2 separate regions of the Homo sapiens genome follow, and region 1 is linked to region 2. A link is an interaction called in ENCODE POLR2A ChIA-PET data of the cell type or tissue named here. Cell type or tissue: GM12878. All regions are shown on one strand. Links, peaks and the distances in the headings refer to the core of each region. The heading gives the core; the rest is flanking DNA. Region 1 overlaps FHIP2A (FHF complex subunit HOOK interacting protein 2A). Region 2 holds the start of AFAP1L2 (actin filament associated protein 1 like 2).

Region 1 (11,021 bases), core at 3,028-7,027, 430 kb before region 2:
TGGCCTGTGCACGTTAATGTGTGGAAGTAGTGGCTGCCGGATTCTTCCCAGAAGTTTCGTATAGAAAACCAAAACCTGCTGTTTCATTCCCGGAGGACACTGGGTATAGGAAAAAAGGAAGCCAACAGGAAAACAACAGACAATGCAAACACATTTACTGAAAAGCTTAAAAAATTGGAGAGACAATGTATATGAATGTATTCCACCTTGAAAAGACAATGCAACTGGCCAGTTAATAACTGTCAGAATAAAATTTTCAATCAAATATTAATGACAGGTATTCTAGAAATAATATTGTATATCTGAGACCATAACACAGCATGTGAGACCACAGGCTCATGTAGTTACAAACAGCACGGTAATAATATGTTGTTGAGATTAGAGCTTGGTGCAGTCAATGTCAACCTGTTTATATTCTAAATGCTGGGGTAACATGAAACTGTAATAGTTAACACCCCGCTGGAACAAAGGCAAAATCTTGTTACTTACACTAATGACAGACATGTCATCAACTTTCCATCATATATATGTAGGAGTAAATAAAGCCTCCTAACACACATGTAAATAAAAGGAAACCTATGGTGTAAACTGTTGTGATTTTATCCTAACATCATTTTAAATTAGAGCTGTGCCTCGGTATACACGATTATACCCAAATCTGCACTCACTCAGTTCTGGTAGTCAGCCCTGTGGAACCCACATATGTGAAAATTCAGCCCTTTGCATAGACAGGTTTTGCATCCTGGAAATACTATATTTTTCATCCATGTTTGGTTGCAAAAATTCTGCCTATATGTGGACCTACACAGTTCAAACCCATGTTGTTCAAGGGTCAACTGTAAATATTCTTTGCCTATTATAATCATAATATAAATCAAATTATTTACATTATGATTATAATAGGCAAAGAATGTTTAATAAATTAGTTTTTGTAACATGCCAGTTGTTTTAAGTATTTGCTGAAAAGTAGGTAAACCCAATGATCACTCACACTGCAGATTAAGAGAGTATGAATTAACAAGGTTAACTTCCTTAATTAAGCTGCTTATACTGCTTCACATTTCAAATACAGTTACAAAATAAGTATTTCCAAAGCATCATCATAGACATGTTATCTGGAAATAGTATAAACTATAATCTTATGCACAATATTTTTAAGCTAGCAAATACTTTACATTATTTAGATAAACCACTAAATTATATTTACAATCACCTGTATTAAAATAAATTTACTAGACGTACAATTACTAACTTCTGCTCAAAAATCAATTAATCAATTTATTATTAACAATCCTTCTCTCCAAAGGACAGGAAAAAGGAGGAGGAGAATGAGTTGCAGAATATTAGAGAGCAGGTGTGTTGCCTAAAAAACATAAATTGAGTGAATTTAACTTAAAAGTAAATTAGAGTATTACAGACAGACAAAAGGAAATCATCTTGCATGCTACTATTCATATCTCTCTGTCATAAAAATGTGTCTACAGGTTTCTTTTGTTTTAGCCTAATTTTTTTCACATATATCATAGAAATTCACAGAACTATATAGACTTTTAGGGCTGGGGAGGCCCCTTAGCAAACACTTCCTGGATTTTAAAGAGGAGGAAGATTAACCAAAGAGACTTACAATGGTCACAGTGTGTGAATAATGATGTCAGGACTGGAAGCCTGGCCCCCTAATCTGAACCCAAGGCTCTCCCGTTCCCTTACTCGGCCACACGGCTGGAAAACTTGTCTCTATAAGTAATTTGAAGGTTTTGGAATATAAAATATTATTGATATCACAATTTCAGCTTTGTAAAGATTTTTCAAAATTCATCAGGCCTAAAAAATATAAATTGGCTCCACTTAACAGTTTAGTTAGTGTCAAAATCATCAGTGACATTCTCTTCCAGGACTATGACAAATAATTCCTATTTTTCAATCCTATTTTAACTGACTTCCTTCTATCTCTTTTTTTTATTCTGAGCTCACGTACTTGAGTTTATTTTCATAAATGTTTACATTGGAATTCTAAGCAGCCAAGTACAAGTTGTTGTCTAGAGTGTTTGGAATCTTTCTATCTCTATGGACATATTTGTATAGGCTACACAATTTTCTTTTTTCTACAATCTTAACTTGAATCCTGCCATGTTCAATATGTACCTTTATAATCAAGTATTTGGCAGCTTCTTTATTCGTAAGACATTAATGCATGTACTAATGCCCAAGAACATGGTGTGGATCAGGAACTTACATCAGCTTTCCCCAAGGTATATAATGTTTCCAAGATCTTGTGATGAAGCAAATATTCCATACATGGCCCTGTCTCTCCAGATTCCCGTTCATTTTCTTCTTGAACCAGTATATCTAACATCTGTTCCAGATGCGATGGAATATTTGTATCGGTCACTGGGGCTTTATCATCTAAACAATAAAAAACATTCATCAAATATTTAAACATTTTTAAACTGCATATTTGCACCTAAAATACTCTGTATTTCCCTTTTCCTATTCAAACTGAGAAAAATCTGAACTACACACTTAAGTGAGGTTTATAAACACAGTATGATTATCTCTGCTAGAATTTAGATGATGCATTTTGTCATATTCTTACCCTAAAACTGAATCAATATTCTGAAATATGGCTAGGCACGGTGGCTCACACCTGTAATTCCAGCACTTTGGGAGGCCGAGGCAGGTGGATCACCTGAGGTCAGGAATCCAAGACCAGCCTGTTCAACACAGTGAAACCTCCTCTCTACTAAAAATACAAAAAAATTAGCCGTGTGTGGTGGCAGGCGCCTGTGATTCCAGCCACTCAGGAGGCTGAGGCAGGAGAATCTCTTGAACCTGGGAGGTGGAGGCTGCAGTGAGCAGAGATCGCACCACTGAACGTCAGCCTGGGCGACAGAGAGGGACACCATCTCAAAAAAAAAAAAAAAAAAATCTCAAATATATTCCATAAGCTAACATTCATCTATCCACAGTAATTCAGAAATAAGAGCTATTTATGTGGGAAATGGGAACATGACCAGGAAAAATACATGTCACATCAAAAATGTTCTATGTGTATTTATAATTAAAATATTTTTTTTTCACTTAGCCAGTTCAGAAGATCTGAACTTTAAGTCTCTTTAAATAGAAATAGGTTGGCCTTGAACATGAAGGCAAATAACCTGGGATATATGAAGAGGACAGATTCTGTTTTGGATTGCTACTACGTTACTTTGTAGGATTGGGAAATCTGTCACTTAATGTCCTTAATTCATTTTCTTCTATTACAATGAGAAGCCAAAAGGAAAACCCTCTATTAAAATTACTGACATCTCTCATTAACGTATAGCTGTTTTCCAAAATCTGTTTTTCAAAGTTGCTTCTCAGGAGAATTTTTATTAAATATTATTGATTTCTTATAATAAAATAAAAATTTAGTGATATTTTTTAACATATCACAGTTAGACTCAAACATCCCATGGTTTTATCAACCCATCCTTATTATACTAAGGTTAAATTACTCTTAAAAATGTGAAGTTTTATAGAACATTTAAATACAAAATACATTAGGAAGTGCCAAATTCTTTACTTATGTCTCTATTTTCATTTACTTTGTACTTCTATAGTTTGAACAACACAATTCTGGTATGCTATGTACTGATATGCTGCTTTGTCTGTATGTATACTAACACAGAAAACCATAACACTAAGCCTTATGGAGAAAACAATGGATAGAGAAGGGTCACCTTTGTTTTCAGGAGGACATATGTATCAAGTTTGATATGGTATGGGACAGTTGTTAAAAGCATGGGCCCTGGAGTTAGACAACTTGGATTCAAATCTTGGCTCTGTCACTTTCAGCTGGATGAACTGGTGCAAACTATGTAAGCATCAGTCACCAACAACTATAAAATGGAACTAATAAACACTAGTGAGTACTGTTATATGAATTCAATGAAATAATAAAGCTCAGTCCTTAGCACAAAGAATTCAAGAAATGTTATGTCTCATTTCATATTCTAAAATGAGTAGCCTAGCACTAGTAAAAGACGATTTGTAAGCTTACTTGTAATTTACTTTTTAAAAATGTGTTTTCCCCATAATTGTAGCCTTTATATACACAAACGCTCCAAGAAAGAATGAATGTTCAAGCTCTATCCACACTGGCTTCCTTAAAGTTCCTGGGATGTGCCAAGCGTGCCACATGCTCTGGCCTGAGGGTTTGTGAATTAGGTCTCATTCCCGAGACATCCTTCCCCCAGATATCTAGCAGGCTTGGTTCCTTTATCCTTTAGATTTCAGCTCACAAGTCATATTGGGCAATGAGGTTTTCTCTAACCTAAAATAGCCAACTGTCCACTCCCACCACCCCAACGTACTCTTTAGCCTGCTTCATTTTCCCTTGACGCTTATCATCTGACACACTATACATATTTGTCTATATACTGTCTGCCTCCTCCCAATCAATACATAAACTCTGTGAGGACAGCAGTGTTGTCTGTTTGACTGACTGTTCTATCCCCCAGTGCCTCAACAATGCCTGACACACAGTAGTAGGTGCTCAACAGGTATATTTTTAAATGAGTGACTGAATCTTAAAGACAAAGATAAGATTGTCTATAAACTTAAATATAAAATAACTTTGGAGACTTACTTAAAAATATTTTAGTATTTCACAAATTTTCTGTTTAACTTTCACAAATTTTCAGTTAATATCAGCATTGTTCCTTACCTGAAGTCTCTATGTAGTAATGGGTAATTGCCTTCCAGTGATAAACAAAATCTTCTTGTAAAGGAAGAGAAGGTGCAAGCTACACAAACAAAAGACCACAACAATTAAGAAAATGGCATTGAAAATTTCCCATAACTTATAACTCTGTATTTATCTATTACAATGCAAAGGTAGCATAAAAATAAGGGGTGAACTTTGTTTTTATATGTCAGATATTAAAGAGAAACAAAATAAGTCAAATCCAAGAAAGTAAAAATGAGTTATCAAGAAGAGGAAAAACATATTTATCAACATTATTATTAAACTACAGTATCAAGCTTTTTTTTCCTCCCCTGACACTTTTTTAAAAGTAGGTTTCAGGCTGGGGGCAGTGGCTCACACCCCTAATCCCAGCACTCTGGGAGGCTGAGGTAGGTGAATCACTTGAGGTCAGGAGTTCAAGACCAGCCGGGCAACGTGGTGAAACCCCATCTCTACTAAAAATACAAAAATTAGCCAGGCGTGGTGCCGTGCGCCTGTAGTCCCAGCTTCTGGGGAGGCTGAGACAGGAGAATCGCTTGAACCTGGGAGGTGGAGGTTTCAGTGAGCCAAGATTGCGCCACTGCACTCCAGCCTGGATGACAGAACGAGATTCTATCTCAAAAAAAAAAAAAAAAAAAAGTAGGTTTCAGAGGTATATTAAATGAAAACGAAACAATATTCTATTACTGACATATCAGTAAATGAAATTACTAATAGCCAGGAATCTTTGTACCTAGGACTTTGAAATGCAAAACAGTAAAAAGCTGCTATGTAATTAGTTCCACATCATCACTACTAAAACATATACCAAAGTCAACTTCGTAATCAGATTAAAACTGTACCCTACATTCAGTGACATACAAATGTAAATCTTTTCTTTTTTAAGCTTGGATTAGGCAGTGCATATTTTTAGCAAAATAACTACTTGAACAAGATACTAACAATTTAAATTCCACAAAGTCAAAAATGCTCAACATTTTAGCTCTAAAACTTACTTCAGAAGTTTTATGCCCAAAATTATATCCCCTCAGCCATCTTATAGCAAACCTACAAGTATTTCAAGTGTGTGTTAAATGGATAGAAAAAGATTTGCATACACTTTCTACATTTCTTTTCCTTAAAGAGTGAAAGAGAGTGAGAGCTCCCCTAGTCCTAGTGTTGTCAGAGGCCTTTGAACCACAGCAACTCCATCTTGAACAGGAGCTGGGTAAAATGAGGCTAAGACCTGCTGGGCTGCATTCCCAGGAGGTTAGGCATTCTTAGTCACACGATGAGACTGGAGGTCACAGGTCCGATATCACAAGATACAGGTCATAAAGACCCTGCTGATAAACAGCATTCGGTAAAGAAGCTGGCCAAAACTCACCAAAACCAAGATGGTCACAAAAGTGACCTCCAGTTATCTTTACTGCTCATTATACACTAATTGTAATGCATTAGCATGCTAAGAGCCACTCCCACTAGTGCCATGACAGCCTTCAAATGCCATGGCAATGTCTGAAAGATGCCATCCTTATATAGTCTAAAAAGGGGAGGAACCCTCAAGGCTGAGAATGGCCCACCCCTTTCCCCAGAAAGTTCATGAATAAGCCATCCCTATATAGTCTAAAAAGGGGAGGAACCCTCAAGGCCGAGAATGGCCCACCCCTTTCCCCAGAAAGTTCATGAATAAGCCATCCCTTGTTTAGCATATGATCAATTAATAACTAGAAAAATAGCCAACTAGTAGCTCTTGGGGCTGCCCTGCCTATGGAGTACCCATTCTTTTGTTTCTTTACTTCTCCAGAGTCCATTTTCATAGACTTCCTCTAAACAGATGACCTAAAAGAGGTCATGTTATTCTTGCACTTCTACTGGTACCATTTTGATTTCTTGGTGTCCTGAGCATCCACCTCAGAGCTGGCAACCCTGTCGAAACAATTTCCGAACTATTGTCCAAATTAGAAATATTGGTCATAAACACCTTAAGTGTTTCAATCAAGAAGATGAAATGTATTTATGGAATAAAATAGACCTGAAAATATTTCAACAATTATCAGTATCTTCCACTGTAAATCGTACTGTGTTAAGAGAATAAAATATTCACCTTATTTTCAAGAAAATAAAAATAAAAAAGACTGCAAGAAAGGAGTTAAAATCTTTGGGAGTACTTTAACTTCAAGGAGAACATGGGGAGAAAAAAACTTACGGGAGATTGAGGGAAAAAATAAGGAAGAAAATTAAGAATCAAAGTATTAACTTGGGAAAACAGTATCATCTTCCTAAAATGTTTAGATAAAAAAAAGTTTTAATCAGCCACTTGTTTTTAGAATGTTCTCAAAATAATAAAACCTCTTCCTAATTTTTTTGGACCTGACTTCTATAGACTACCTTTATACAGTTAAGTGCATTCACGAGTGGGACAAACCCAAATGAAATTTGTTGTTTCAGGAACTGTACCTAATTTCTTAAGTGTAAATGCTATGATTTGTTAAATTTTTCCAAGGCAACCTCCTGGGTATATGAGGAGTTACAGTATCCTTTTTCCAGATTATTTCAGGAGTGGGATTTAACTGTATTTCAAGGGAATTGAAACTGTATTCTCTGGTCACCAGACAGAGAAGTCTTAGTGCATTTGTGTCAGGACCCTTGTTGTAGGTTACAGTCAAATTCAAAGCAGAATGGTGTTACTTTGTGAATACCTCCCTCCAGGAGTTAGATTTAAATAAGAAACCTATTTAACTAGAGAGTTAAACAGTTCTCAATTGCTAATAACTTAGATTAGTAATAATCTTGTTCAAACATGAATAAATGTCCTTATTTATGTAAAACTTTCTGGTAAACTTTCATTACTAATTCTAACATGCAAATTACCTGTTTTATCACTGCATAAAAATATTGATGCTCTGAGTTAAAAAAAAAAAAGTGTGAATCAGTATCAAGAGATTCCAATTTAATTTTTTACAACACAGAGAATTAAATTTTAAAAAATTCATGCAATGACTATCTCAACCCCAAGTTGACATGAAACCCTTAACTAGACTTCGCTTTCTCTGCAAAGCTTGACCAGGCTCTTCCTGCCTAGGATGGAGTCCCTATATATGCCTTGATACTCTTTTTTTTTTTTTTTTTTTGAGATGGAGTCTCGCTCTGTCACCCAGGCTGGAGTGCAGTGGCGTGATCTCGGCTCACTGCAAGCTCCGCCTCCCGGGTTCACACCATTCTCCTGCCTCAGCCTCCCGAGTAGCTGGGACTACAGGCGCCTGCTACCACGCCCAGCTAATTTTTTGTATTTTTAGTAGAGACAGGGTTTCACCGTGTTAGCCAGGATGGTCTCGATCTCCTGACCTCATGATCCGCCCGCCTTGGCCTCCCAAAGTGCTGGGATTACAGGCGTGAGCCACCGGGCCCGGCCTATGCCTTGATACTCTTTACCAGCTGGCTTGCTCTCTTTTATCCCATATCCCACTTTTGTCATTGTTTAATTATTCATCTCTTCCACTAGATTGTCAGCTCTATGAGGGCTGGAACTGTATCATCTTTTTCATCACTCAATCTCTGGTTTCCAACTCAGGCATGACACAGAGTTAAGTATTTGATAATATATATAAATGCATAAATAACACAGAAGTCACTGCCTTTTAATGAGTAGTTATGTGCCAGGTGTAATACTGCAAATTTTGCACATACTGTATGATCTTAAACTCTTGTGATAAACCTATTTTGCTCAAACTCTGAAGACTCAAAATTGGTTAACTGACTTACCCAAGGAAACACTGCCTTCAACTGGGAGTCTTGACTGTGTCCAATATACCCATCACACAAAAGTATCTAGATGGATAATTCAGATGAAAACTAGTGTTCTAAAAGCCACCTCTGCTTTTACTGTGTCTCATGTATCATCAACATTCCACTCCCAGATTTTATTTGATTTTTGAGACAGAGTTTTGCTCTTGTTGCCCTGGCTGGAGTGCAATGGCGTGATCTCGGCTCATTGCAACCTCTGCCTCCCGGATTCAAGCGATTCTCCTGTCTCAGCCTCCCAAGTAGCTGGGATTACAGGCGCATGCTACCGCATCTGGCTAATTTTTGTATTTTTAGTAAAGATGGGGTTTCATCATATTGGTCAGGCTGGTCTCGAACTCCTGACCTCAGGTGATCCGTCCGCCTCGGCCTCCCAAAGTGCTGGCATTACAGGTGTGAGCCACTGTGCCTGATGCCACTCCCAGATTTTTTAAATGCTTCTTTCTGCCCCTGGCTTTCCTAGTGACCTTCCCCATCTTCTCTGCCTCTCTAAAGTCTTGCTCACTTCCTTCCAGAGAGCCTTCTATAACAACTCCAATCCTAAATGCTTGCTCCCTTCTCCTATAGAGTTCACTGGCTAAACCAATCATCCAAATGACAATAATGGTTGACTTTTACTGAGCACTTTTTATGTGCCAGGCACTGCACTAAGCACTTCATGTACATTATCTCATTTTAATCTTCACAACAATTCTATGATAGGTTTAATTATTTCCCTTTATAATGAAGAAATGGAAATGTATACATATCAAGTAACTTGTCCAAGTGTAGAAGGAAGGGACAGAGGCAGGAATGGAACATGATTCTGTCTGGCTCTATGGGCTAGAACACATTCTTAGGCATTCCTTATTCTGTAATCTAACTTGTATATTTGTTTTGTTTCCCATATGAGACTGTAAGCATTGTGACCAAGGACACAAGCACACCAAGTCCACCTTGTTTCCCTCACTTGGAGCCAGGCTTTCGTGGTGACTCAGAAGACATGTGCTGAATGAGTGAAGGACTGAACCTAGAGATCACTTGTTGGAAAAGAATATGCCTGAGAAAACATGAGATACATTTGATTTGTGGTTTGAATTTCCAGGGCACAGGAGATTTTTAAGGAATTGCTAGTCTCAACAATCATCATGAACTCTTAACTATAATTTGAAAAGAAAACATTGCACTTACATTCTGAAAGATGACTTCCATTAAAGGAATTAGCTAAAATGATAAAACTCTTCCCTGACACTGTCCTTTATCCTCTCTGGAATAAATCTGCCCGCAAGGGTGGAACTGGTTGGAATTTAAGAGGAACATGCCCTTGGCACATTCCCTAGTGAGGACTAGGCTCTCAACAAATACCAAATTGTACTACATGGAAAGTGTTTTATCTATCTTTTGAAGAAGTTGTGTTAAAACAATCCAATCTAACCCCGGAACTAACTACAAGAAAGGCCTGAATTCAGACTTGTGACATGCGGCAACTGGCTAACAGATTCATTTCATAAGACTCTTACTGGCCAATCATTTCTGTACTGAGAGAAGACTGTCATTTCTAAAAAGGGAGGCAGGAGTTACATTACAGTTCTTGTTTTTAATCAAGAAGGTGTGAACTTATCTTCCATACTCAAAATGCAGTCTATCAGCTTAACAACACATTTTCAAATATTAATTTTGGAAAATATCTTAGTCATATTTTTCACGTTATAAGTAGTTGCCAGGGAGTGAGGAGAAACCATTAATTAAACAGTAAGATAAACTCTATGTTTAAGCCTCACTTAAATGAATACATCCAGTCAACACTAAAAAAACTATTTGGGCCAGGTATGATGGCTCCATCCCTATAATCCTGGCACTTTAGGAGATGGAGGTGGGAGGCTCACTCAAGCCCAAAAATGTGAGACCAACCTGGGCACAGTGTCTACATTGTGAGGCCCAGTGTCTACAAAAAATTTTTTTAAAAATTGAGTGTGGTGGTGCTGGCCTATAGTCTCAGCTACTCAGGAGGCTGAGGCAGGAGAATCGTTTGAGCCCTGGAGGTTGAGGCTGCAGTGAGCCATGATCATGTCACTGCACTCTAGCCTGGGTGACAGAGACCCTGTCTCGAAAAATAAGTAAATAGTTAATTAAAAATTAAAAACCCATTTGAAGGCTTATCAATTAAATAAGGAAACCTGGAAAGTAATCATACCAAAATGGTTGGAAAAGCATTACTCCACAGACTGATCCAACAAAATAATGAAAAAAGCTCATGTCAGCATCCAGGTATTTTCTGTCTCTGTATAATCCTGATAACTATGTTAATTGGAATACTGCATCAGGAAATGCTAATTGGACGTACACATGAACAGGAACACACAGAAGAGCTAATGAAATGAACTGAGGAATGGTAAGATTGGTTCATAGAGGAAAATATCAAGCAAATTAATAAACAGAACTGAATAACTGGAAACTAACCTTGGGCTACGAAAAAACTATCCAAATACACAAGGATGGCTTATTCATCATTGCACATGAGTTCATTCCCAAG
Region 2 (11,021 bases), core at 2,410-6,409:
CCCTCCTCGCCCCTCCAGGAAGGCCTAGGGCAAAAGCGCGCTGGCTCGGGAGCCAAGCGCGAGGAGCTCTAAGCCAGTCTCAACCTCCTAGCTTGGACCTCGGTCTCCTCCTCCAGGCATTGGGTTTGCAGCGGGCAGGGGTGTGGGAACAATCTTGGAGGCCCACCCAAGCCCGGCCTCCCGGAGCCTCCCCCAGAGTTTGGGAACGTCCCAGTCTCGTTCCCTCTCGACGCCCCCGGAGTCAAGACGTGAAGGGAGTGCCAAGGCGGCCGGGGGCGGCGAGCGGGGCCGCGGGCGCGCACCGACTCAAGAGCCGACTGTCAGCCTCGGCGGGCCGGAGTTCTCCGGCGCTGGGACAGGGGCGCTGGGACAGGGGCGCTGGGGGCGAGCCCTGGCGGGGGCCAGGTCCGAGGACCCTGGGCGCGGCGGCCCCGCCAGGAGGTCCGGCCGCGAGCGTGACCTCACGGGGAGGGGCCAGCGCGGCGGCCTGGGCGCTGAGCCGAGCGCCGGGAGAGCAGCGCAGAAGCCGAGCCGCGAGGAGCGCACTCCGTGGCCCCGATGGAGCGGTACAAAGGTGAGGGCGCGGGTTCCTCGCGCGGCGCACACCCACTCCCTTTCGCCCAGCGACGCGGAGGGCAGGGCTAGGACTCGTCTTGCCAGGACTCGGGATAAGCAGAGCCCACTGCCCCCACCCAGCCCGGACCTGGGCCTAAGAGGGGGCGACAGCGGCGCCGCGGACTGGGCGGGTGGGCTCCTAGGTGGCTGCTGCGGCCCGAGCCCTTTGATCCTCCCGGGCGCGGAAGGAGGGGGTCGTCAGTGGGGGGCGTGGCGGGGCTTCTCACCTGTTGCAGGAGAGAGGGTGAGCCCGGCACCCCACTCCACCCTCAGTCCCGCCGCACAGGAAAGATGCCTGGGGCCGAGGAAGCCCCGAAGAAGGTGGGAACCGTGCTGAGCTGCTGGGGGCAAAGGGTCGGGCTGTTGAGTCCTTTCTCCCGGGCGCCCGCCGGGCTAGGGGCTTCCTGCTCCCGGCAAAGCGCTTGGGCAGTGGAGTGGGCGCGCAGACCCTCCCCGGGCTAGGTGGGGCCTCCCCAAACGTCCTGCCGTTCGGGTCATCGTTTCTCTCCAAGCCCTTCTTTGCTCCCCCACACCAAGAAAGGAGGGATGCGAGGGTCGGGGGCCGAATGGAGTGCCCGGCAGGTGGAGCTCCTGGAGGCGTCCGGACCCGAGGGCTTAGCTCAGTGCGCAGCTGGGCGAGCTTTGGGTTTGGCGGGGGCCAGGATCTCCGCCAAACCCCGGTGGGCGGGCCGTCCCGGGTGCGCCGGACGCCCAGCTTAGCACCCACACTCGGAGCCTCGGAGCTGGTCTACAAGTCTCGATTGCGGTTCTTTTGAAAAGGGAGTACAGGGAGTTGCCCCTTAAGAGGAACCCTGCGGGCGCTCCCCCCTCCCCCATCCTCCTGCAGACCCCTTCCCTTTGGAAAAGCCTCTTGCCTTCTCTTTTGCTGGACCGGTCTCCGCCAAACCTGCGGGAGGAAATGCTGCTTCTATATTTGTTTTCCCCTGGGAGAGAGTAATAAAAAGAGAACGCTCAGATTCCCAGGAATCTCACTCCCGGAGGGCTCTGATCCCTGAAACTGACATAAAGGGACCTGTTGGGACCGGCTTCCCTAAAGTAGTCTTGTCTTTCACTTTCCCATTGCTTTTTCTCATCTGGGTAGCCTGGTTACTGGTGAAGGCAAAAGATCCAAGTCCCAGACAGAGCTTCATATATTCAGGAAGGGTCTTTGCCGACAGCAGGGAGCCGGCGTGGGGGACAGGGTTAAAGGAGTTGGCCACCTTTGATTTCTTTCTGTGAACCCTCCCTGGAGCTTCTCTCGCATTTCTAACCCGGTGGTTTTCTTCTTCTCAAATTCTACTGGGATCACGTCAGTTTTGTGCTTGAATGACTGAATGCGCGCTTATGCTGTCTCAGACACTTGAGGAAGCCACAGTCCTGCTCCTTGTAACATGGCCGTTTGCACTCCCTCCCCTACTGGGGCCCCTCCGCCCTTCGGGAGGGACCCTCTCTGGGAATTCAGGCCTTGAGTTGAGCCTGACAGGAAGTGTTGGCCTCTGGGGTGCCTTCCAGCTCCCTGACTTGCAAAGCTGGGGTGTGTGTATGGGGGTGGGGGTGGTGTTAGTTGTAGGTTGCAAGCTACTTTCTCAAATCAGCATATTAATCTCTCTAAATCAGGGCAAATCACATTTGGGGTCTTTCAAAATGTCCCGTTATTCTCAGAAGGCTTTTGTATTAATAACTTTTGACTTGGCCCTTGACCTGATAAAAGTCTTCTTAGTTATCTTTCTCTCTCAGGAGCTTAAAATCCTCCCACCCTCGAAGAGGATCAGTTTTTGCCAACTGAAGGGAACTTCGTTTCCAGGTCAGGGTGCTTATGTTTTTGGTAACACATGTATCTGCCTGATCATTTTGCAGTAAACCAGACACAGAGTGATAAGTGGGTAAACCTGAGAATTATCTAGGTTTCAGAGGCTAATCCAACTCAAATTCCAGTGTTTGACTCATGAGAAAAATCTTTATTTTGTCTCGCTGGTGTCATGCTGCTAATAGGTTTACTACACCTTTCACTGAGGAATTTGGGGATCCCCTAGCCCCAGGATATAGAATTCCCCATTCTCCTGAGAGGCAGATAAGTTGTGCTTTGAACACCCTTTAAATGGAAAAGTTCCTCTATGCAAAATGCAAAATGAAGCCCATCTCTGATTAACCAGTGTGACTGACTAGAATCGGTAGTCTCTTCTTGCTTTTCAGAGACTGGGGCCATCTTCTTAAAGTTGAGATTGAATAGTTATTGGAATAACTAGGAATAGTGGTTTAAACAACAAAGTTAAACGGAAAAAGCAGGTTTATTTAGTTGGGCTCCTGGAGCCTAAGTAAAAACTGTAAAGAAAAATTCTTATTGTGTGTGACACTTTTTAAATGTGTTATTTAAATGCCTCTTCATTCTGTTTCTGTACTTCCAATTTTGAGCTCTCCCTCTCTCAGGTAGGTGGAAATGCCTCATGGCTGTCTTCAGAGTCTCAAAATGTTTTCTCTAATTTGCAAATCTTATAAAGCAGTTCATGTAGGAGAAATTGTCTTTCCATGTTCCTTAGCCTGCTTGTTATATATATTGTACATCCTCCAAAAATAGCCTATCATTTTTGGGCTCTGAGTGGATTTTCCATTGTCTTGTAGGATGTAAAGTGAGGTCTGGAGATGATGGGTGGTTGGAATATCACCCATGTGACATGCCTGTTGCAGAGACACTTCCAGACTTTCTTCCCAGTCCCTTCCAAGATTTCTGCTAGATAGCCATGACTCACCCAAGCAAAAATAAGGGATCGGGGAGTATGTGGGAGTCCCTTCCTAGAGAGATGGCACTTTTATGAGAGTTGCCATAAATAGCGATGGTAAAATGGCTATGTCTTGTATGTGAATCTCTTTGGCGTTGTATAAGCAGTAAGGCTCTCGCAAATGTCAGGATGTGGGGCCAAATCCTACAGGGTGCTTTGAGAAGGTTCCCATCCTTATGTGTTTACATATTTATGACTCTCATAAGAGCATCCTTTTATCGCTGTGCATGAGCCCATTGGCTGAACTCACCCAGTGTGGTCACGCATTCTGGTTCTGACTGCTCTCCCAGCTGGTGAGTGGGTCTGGGCCAAATGTGACTGACCTACTATCTGTGGATTGTGCTTGGAACATCCATGCCGAAGCTTCCTGAAATTGCATCATACTTGGATACAGATGGGCCTGGTTGAGATATTCAGCTTCAATTTAGATCACAGTAATTGGTTGAAAGTGTTATTATTCTTTTTCTGCGGTTCTTTTGTTTCTGAATTTGATCATCCAGTCCCCCCGCTTAGCTCTAGGGCATTGGAGGCAGATATGAACTGCAAAGAGTCAATCCAGTAAAATACTACTTCAAAGTTTATATGGGAATCCTGAGATCTGTGGTCAGGGAAGGTCTGGAAAAGAAAAGCAAATTAAAAGAGATGGGCATGCTACCTTCAGGAATCATCTGTATTTGTTATTTTTCAATGCCTACGAACTCAGGTTTTTTTGTGTTGAAGTTCTATCTAAGGCAGTAGTTCTAAACCTTTGCTGTGCATGGAATCATCTGTGGAGCTTTCAAAAATATGGATGTAAAGGCCCCACCCAAGACATTCTGATTTAATTGGTCTAGGGTACAGCTTGGGCATTGTATTTTTTAAAGGTCTTCAGGTGATTCCAATATGCAGCCAAAGTTGGGAACCAAATTTCCTCCAAAAAACATGAAATGTCAAAAGAGCAAAAAAGATCAGTAATTTTATATACACTTTCCTCACCTGGAAAAGTAAAAGCAAGTGTGGGGTGAAAGGGATGCCCCCCCGATACTCACACGATGTGCCTTAACCAAATCTTGTAATACCTGCAGAAATCTACTGTAATCACCTTCAGCTATTAGAGGCTTTAAAAGGCTATGGGAACGTTGCTTAAAAACGATCTCAAATGTGGTGCTTAAAATCCTAAGCTCAGGGTTTGCTCCTTGTACTTGACCCTGAGCTCCCTGACTTTGAAGTTGCGTGGGAGCCCTGGATGATGTGGCAATGAAATGGTCTGAAACAGAAATACTGAGAGGTCACTTTTGGTGCTGAAAGGCCAAGCAGAGTGGGGGAATTCTGCTTTGGGCCCTTCCTCTCTTCTGAAGGGGTAGGAGCCCTGCGAGCTGGGCTGCTTCCAGCACAATTAAAGGGCCAGGAAAGGCCAAGGAGCTTCAAAGCTGAGGAAGCTGTGCCAGTTTTCTTCCAATTCCCTTTCATAACGGGAAATGTTTCTTTAAAGGCTTCTGTCATTCAGAGAAGGGAGACTTTCCTCAAGCCAAGGGAGGATGGCTTTTTCTGTCCAGAGCCCTGGCTGAGACATGAAGGCAGTCATGGTGCAATGAAGAAAGTAGTGGCTCAGGAACCTGGAGACCCACAGGCTTCATTTCCTTGGGCAAACTGCTGAGCTCTCCAGGCCTCAGTTTCCCCATCTGGAAAACAACCTCCAGTGTTCGCAGTGTTCCTCTATCTGACTTTCCAATGGTTCTTCGATGCTAGTTGTTCTGTGGTCACTGAGGAATCTTTGGAGAGAGGATGTGTCTTGGGGAGGAGAGGGAAATGAGGGAGGGAATGTGGGTGGGTAGCCCAGCAAAGGTCAGTTTAGGATTGTGATTCTTATAAATAAAACCAATTTCCTGTTGAGAGCTGGAGAGTAGCAGACTTAGTGGGAAAGAGAATGCCGTAGGCCATGTGAGGAATTCATTTCTCAAGGACTTTTGTGTGACCGTGTCTCCAAAGATTGTTCATCGAGCCCAGAGCCACCCTCTGCAACACGGACCATTATTCACTCCCATTTGAGAGACAGGCCAACTGAGGCCTACAGAGATTAAGCAACAGTCCAGACAGTCAGAAATAGGATATAATATCCCTGAGAACTGAGTCTCTAAAAGGGTAGAATTCCTTTTCAAGGATTTATTTAGGAAAGAAGTGCTCAAAGCAATTTCAAATTCATTCCTTATCGGTGTCCCTTCAGCCAGGGAGGGACTACCTGCTCAGTTAAACTCTCCTCAATCTTCAGGACCTAGCCCACATGTCTCTTCATCCAGGAAGCCTCCCCTGACTCCCACTGTGTACCCTCATTACTCTTGGGATAGCCTCATTAATGCCTAGCACATCGCAGGTGGGCAACAAATATTTGTGGAATTAGTGTCACATTTGTCTAATAATTGTACATGTCTATGTTTGTTTCCCTGCCAGGCTGAACTCCTTCAAGACAGGGACTTTGTCTTTCCTTATGTCCCTCTCCAGCCCCTGGCACACTGCCAGCTGCATAGTGGGTATCTGGGACATGATTGGGGAGTGGGGAAATGAACAAATTCCAGGCAAAGAGATCACATATTCTCCCGTGCTCTAGCTCTGGAGAACAGACCTGGTTCACAAAAAGAAATGAAGCAAAATCTCAAAGGCAGATTCCAGAAATGGAGATGAAAGCCCACAGTGGCCACCCTTGGCTTTCCCGACTTGAGCCTTATTTCTGTCTATTCCAGCACAGGGGTGTTGCTGTCTGGTGGTACAGAGAAGGATCCGGCAGGTTTCTGCGTGTGAGTATGAGCCTGTCTGTGCCCTCTGCAGCAGCTCACCTGGCCTCCAGGGCTCCCGAGGGTGCAGACCTGGCTCTGCCCATGCTCTGGGTGGATGGTTGAGGGAGATCAAGGAGCTGGGCACCGGCCTGGGCACTCAGGGGCTCGGGATTCTAATCTGGCTTTTGCCACTAACTCGCTATGCGACCTTGGGCAAGTCAATTAATCTTTCTCAGCCTTGTTTCCTCATCTGTATGAGTGAGAATAATGATTACTAATCTACCTTGCAGGCCACTTGGTGGAATAACTTGTAAGAGCTATTGGTAAAGACTTTGAGAAAGAGAATGTTAAATTAACGCAGGGGAGCAGATACCCTGAAACCTCTGGCATGTGGTTCTGATCCCACCAGTTCCTGCCTTTTCACAGTTCACTGGGCTCTGCCCACTGTGTGCTTTTCAATGCTGTTGGGAGATATAAGTTGGGGCTTCTCAGCCTCTAGGCATCCTAGCTTCTCAGAGATAGCATCTGTGTATTCTTCATGTCAGTGGAGAAAGAGATAGGTGACGAACTGCTCATTTGTTATGTGTAGAGCTACATCCTAGCCCTGCCTGACTTTTCTCTGATGTCTCATTAAGTCCACATAGGAGAGACCCTTAAATTCAAATAGTAGCTTTGAGCCCTTTCCTAATTTTCTATCACTCGACTCTCATATTCTCCCCAGTTAGTTTCAAAAAACAAACTAACCACAAACTGCATTGAGCGGGGAGAAGGGAGAATGTGTAGAAAAACAGGAGGAGCCTGCCTCCCCCTGGACGCGTTGCATTGGACTGATGCAAAAACACAGTGAGGCCAGGGAACACGGATCTCACATCTCTCAGGGGAGTCTGGTATTAGGGAGGAGTGGGGAGAGGCACCCATGCCAGTAGAAATCCTGTTCTGCTGTTTTCTAAGCAGGCCCCTGAGTTCTCTTCTCACTTCCTGGAGCTCCTCCCAGGACTTCAAAGGCAGATACAGTCCTGGTGGACTGTGGTGAGCTTGTACGGAAGCTCAGCCCCAGCACACTGCAAATCAGCCTTCTGCTGGAGATTAAAGCAAGAGAGGCTAGCCAGCTGTTAGCTCAGAGACAGCAACCACTGTGTACCAGGAAGAATCCAAGCTGGGTGAATGTACAGTCCTACCCTTGGAGGTAGCTTTCCCAAATTGAATGACCAGCCTTCCGGGCTTGCTTGGGACTTTCCTGGTTTTACCACTGAAAGTCTGGTGTCCCAGGAATCCCCTTAGTCCTGGGCAAACTGAGATGGTGAGTTGCCCTATTACCGGACCTAAGCTTTAGTAAAAGTTTCTGAATCAAGAGTTTGATTTCTCCATAGCAAACATGAGCTGGAACCAATTATTTTGTCTCTTTGACAAGAAAGTGAAAGTCCAAGGCTTAAAAACTGGCAGATCGTAACTTACCACTAGTGATACACACCAGTATGCTAAGTGAAAGAAGCATACTGCTATTCAAGATTCAAAAGCTTGCACACTGAATGATTCTATTTATATGACTTTCTGGAAAAGGCAAAACTATAGGGAAACAGATCAGTAGTTGCCAGGACTGGGACTGGGGGAAGGCGTGAGCCACAAAGGGCGTGAGGGAAATTTTTGGAATGATAGAGATGTTCAGTATCTTCATTTTGGTAGTGGTTACACAGCCATACATACTTGTCACAATTCAGAACTGTGTAGTTAAAAGGGCTTTTTTTTTTTCTGTGTGTAAATTAACCTCAATAAAGCTGACTTTTAAAAACACTCTAGCAGTTGTGATGCTGTGGTATAAGATGAAGGTTCAAGGTCAAGGTTGGGTATCATGGGTTGTAATTAGCAACTGAGTCTTGGTGTGGGTGTGTCTGCAATGGTTCTGGAGGTGTATGCAGCAGAAAAGGGTGAGAAATTTGGTACAAAACAAAAAGGCCAAGGGCTCATGCCTGATGACATCCTAAATGCCAGAGACTTTTTCATTAGGCACAATCAGTGTGATAGTGGAAGCTCTCCCTCTGTTTAGAGAAAAGGCAAAAGCAGCTCCCCTAAAGGCCAGGCAGCCAACAAGCCCAGGAGGACCATGGAATATAAGAGCATTAGACTCAGGTTCCCACCCTGGGAACTCTGCTGCTACCCACACATGGATCTAATGTACTGGCTTTGGCAGCCTGTCTGCAAGTCTTTTTTTTCTACCAATAAAGTTATTGTATTAGAATTGAGTAATCAAGTCTGCAGGATAATTATTTCCTGGTTGACTTTTTGTTTTTGGCAGTCCTGCTTGTCTATGCTAGCTAGGATTGATTTTGAGGGGAAGAACCCATGATTTATCGAAATAACACACCCAGTCGCATTTGATGTAAAGAATCAGTCCTCTTATTTCTAGACAAGGAGAAGCCTTCTGATGCAAGGGCAGAATTACCAGTCGTCACTGCACCAGGCCAGCGGACAGGATGTGGAAGTCCCCAAGAAGGAAGAAGTATCACTCTGGGTGATCTGAATGGACTCTTAAGATCTTGGTGTTTTCCTTTTTATTTATTTATTTGTTTTTTAATCAAAGCCCATGTTGAATTTGCCTGTTCTTCAGGTGAATTTTGTCTGGCTCTGTACCCTGGGAAGCTGGGTCTGTGTCTGCATCTCTATTAAGCACAGCCTGTTGGAAGGCTGTGGAACTTCCATCCGTGAGGACTACATGGGCTGAGGTCATGTTCAACCATGAATTATACAGGAGAATTTCCCACATGCAACTTTTTAAAATCACAAACACATCCAAGCCACTAGTCACCCACAAAGGCAGGTCTCTTCCACCTGTTCCAGGGTTTTCTGGAAGAATTACAGACTCATAGCCAGTGCAATCCTTAGTTCTAATTGTCTTAGTTTTGTTGGGGGAAAGCATTGATGTTAGAGAGGCAGGCAGTGTTTTTGTGCATATTTGAAGTGAAATTTCCCTGATGCAGGGTCAGGCCTGGCTTGTGGCTGGTCTACCTAAGAAGGGTCGGGTTTGGGGCAGCCCCAAGGCCCGCGTCTGGTTTGAGTGCAAGGGAGAAGCTGGGAGCTTATGAGTGGGGGATTCCAGATGTTTCCTTCCCTGGGCTGCACACCTCTGCCACAATCTCCCCTGGGCTGCCTGGGCACACTGGCATCTGTTTGGGTTTAGGGGACTGTCTTAGCCTTCTTGTTAGCCCAACAAGTGGGAATCCTGCCATTTCCTTCCATCCTCCACCCCCCGTTTTTTTCTCCCCCAGTTTTTATACAACAGGATTTATTCATGTTCACTGTATTCAAGTCCCCAGATGGGGGGAGAAAAAAAAGATTGTTGAATGAGCTTATTGTTTGGAGGTTTCACTGACTTCTTTTATTTAATACCCACAGTCCTAGAACATATTGAACTGATTTACTAAAATTCAAATGTGGTCCTTTTGGAAGGAACTCTTCTAGGGTGCTTCGTGTCCCCGGTATCAGAGCTGGGACCTACTGGGTGGCAAGTTTGCTTGGGCCATCTTCATGGTCTTGGGTCTCCTTGGAGGCAAATATTCTGTTACTATCCTAGACTCCTTATCAGCTCACAATGGTCAACACCCTACCGCCCTTTGCATTGTCAGGACTTTTGCGGCACCCAATTCTAGCACATTCTTTGAATAAAGATGAACACCAACATTAGGTACTACAGTTAACAGAAGCCCTCTGTGGCTTCTGCTTGGCAGTTTCCTGCACACTTAGGGAGAATAAAGGATGGTGAAGTGGCACCTACTGCTTGACTGCCTAGTGCAGGGCAGCTGGTCCTTGACTGACATGGCAGAGTTGGATCACATGTCTTTGGCATGTTTTAGAGATGGGGTCCCTACCGTTGATGTTACCGGAATTGTGGCTGAGGATCGTGGCGTGCATGGTGGTCAAGCACGGTTTCTGTATGGCTGTGACACAGTTGTGCTGTGACGGTTCCAGATGTCTGGAGCCCCTGGAAATCTCCTGAGAGAGCAGGGGCAGGTACTTGAGCTGGGTGAGACTCATGTCTCCCAGGAGTCGGTGGAAGCTTGTCTCTGGTTCAAGTCGGTAATATCCCAGATGTTCTGAAAGTAGCCTGGGGCAAAGCAGGAAGGGTGGATCTCAAAACCACACACACAAGTGTGAGTTGTGGGTGCTTCAGGACGCCTCTTGGACGCACAGGCTCACGCTGGCTCCTGCACCTGCATCTCTTGCTTCCTCCCTCCCTCTCTCCCTCCCTCTCTTCTTCCCCTCTCTTCTTTTGTTCCCCTCTTGACTTTCTCCCACTTTTTCACTCTGTTTCTTTCTACCACTTCCATTCAGGTCTCCAGGTCTCCTGGATCTTGAGTCCAAAGAAGGGATTCCCACTGAGAACCTGAGGCCAGAAAGACACAGAGGATAGAGTCAGACCCTCCCAACTCTCTCCTGGTCCCCAGGCCTCTGGTGGTCTCAGGCTCTCATTTCAAATAGCCGTGGCTTGAATTTCAGGCTTCTCCCAGGAGGGGCTGGTGACCTCAGAGTCAGGGTGGGGAAACTGGGGCTTATTCTCAGTATCTTACTCCCTCCTAGAAGTGCAGGCCTCAATGGAATTTGTTCACTGTGGCCCCTGCTGCTTCCTCAAGCCCTAAAGGGTGTCACTTCTCATGGCCTGCTGCAAGAAATGACATCTTCCACAATCCTCAGGTCCAGAGCTATTTGCTAACCCTGGGGCTTTGCCGGTCGTCCCCCCGGCACAGTGCAGGTTAGTGTCACGGTGATTAGGGTCCCAGGAAAGGGCACACGTACTCTCTTTCTGTGGGTCCTTAAACAGTGCTGTGACTCGCTGACCACCAAGGGGTAGAATCAAAATTCCTGCACTGTGAGGGGCTCCTCCCAC

Evidence for each region. Peaks named below come from ENCODE experiments on the same cell type or tissue, not always from the same donor. Only the 100,000 strongest peaks of a DNase experiment are listed, where the experiment ranks them.
Region 1: POLR2A ChIA-PET joins it to region 2 with 7 read pairs; 2 of 35 experiments call an interaction of 5 or more read pairs at or near these places.

Annotation. Positions count from the first base shown.
Region 1 is chr10:114,824,615-114,835,635 of GRCh38, reverse strand. It overlaps FHIP2A (FHF complex subunit HOOK interacting protein 2A), which reads right to left. Exons shown (of 17, transcript NM_020940.4): 2 at 4,706-4,784; 3 at 2,234-2,403; 4 at 1-99. Among named protein-coding and RNA genes, the nearest start is that of FHIP2A, 8.3 kb to the right of the region's middle. RefSeq lists an enhancer at 5,278-5,387. In GM12878, for the core only: no CTCF peak of the experiment used is centred there; no DNase peak of the experiment used is centred there; H3K4me3 peaks cover 1,105 bases; H3K27ac peaks cover 2,177 bases.
Region 2 is chr10:114,393,993-114,405,013 of GRCh38, reverse strand. AFAP1L2 (actin filament associated protein 1 like 2) reads left to right here and starts at 512. Exons shown (of 19, transcript NM_001001936.3): 1 at 512-574. The coding sequence starts at 559. RefSeq lists an enhancer at 1-477 and silencers at 431-510, 1,308-1,357. In GM12878, for the core only: no CTCF peak of the experiment used is centred there; no DNase peak of the experiment used is centred there; H3K27ac peaks cover 188 bases.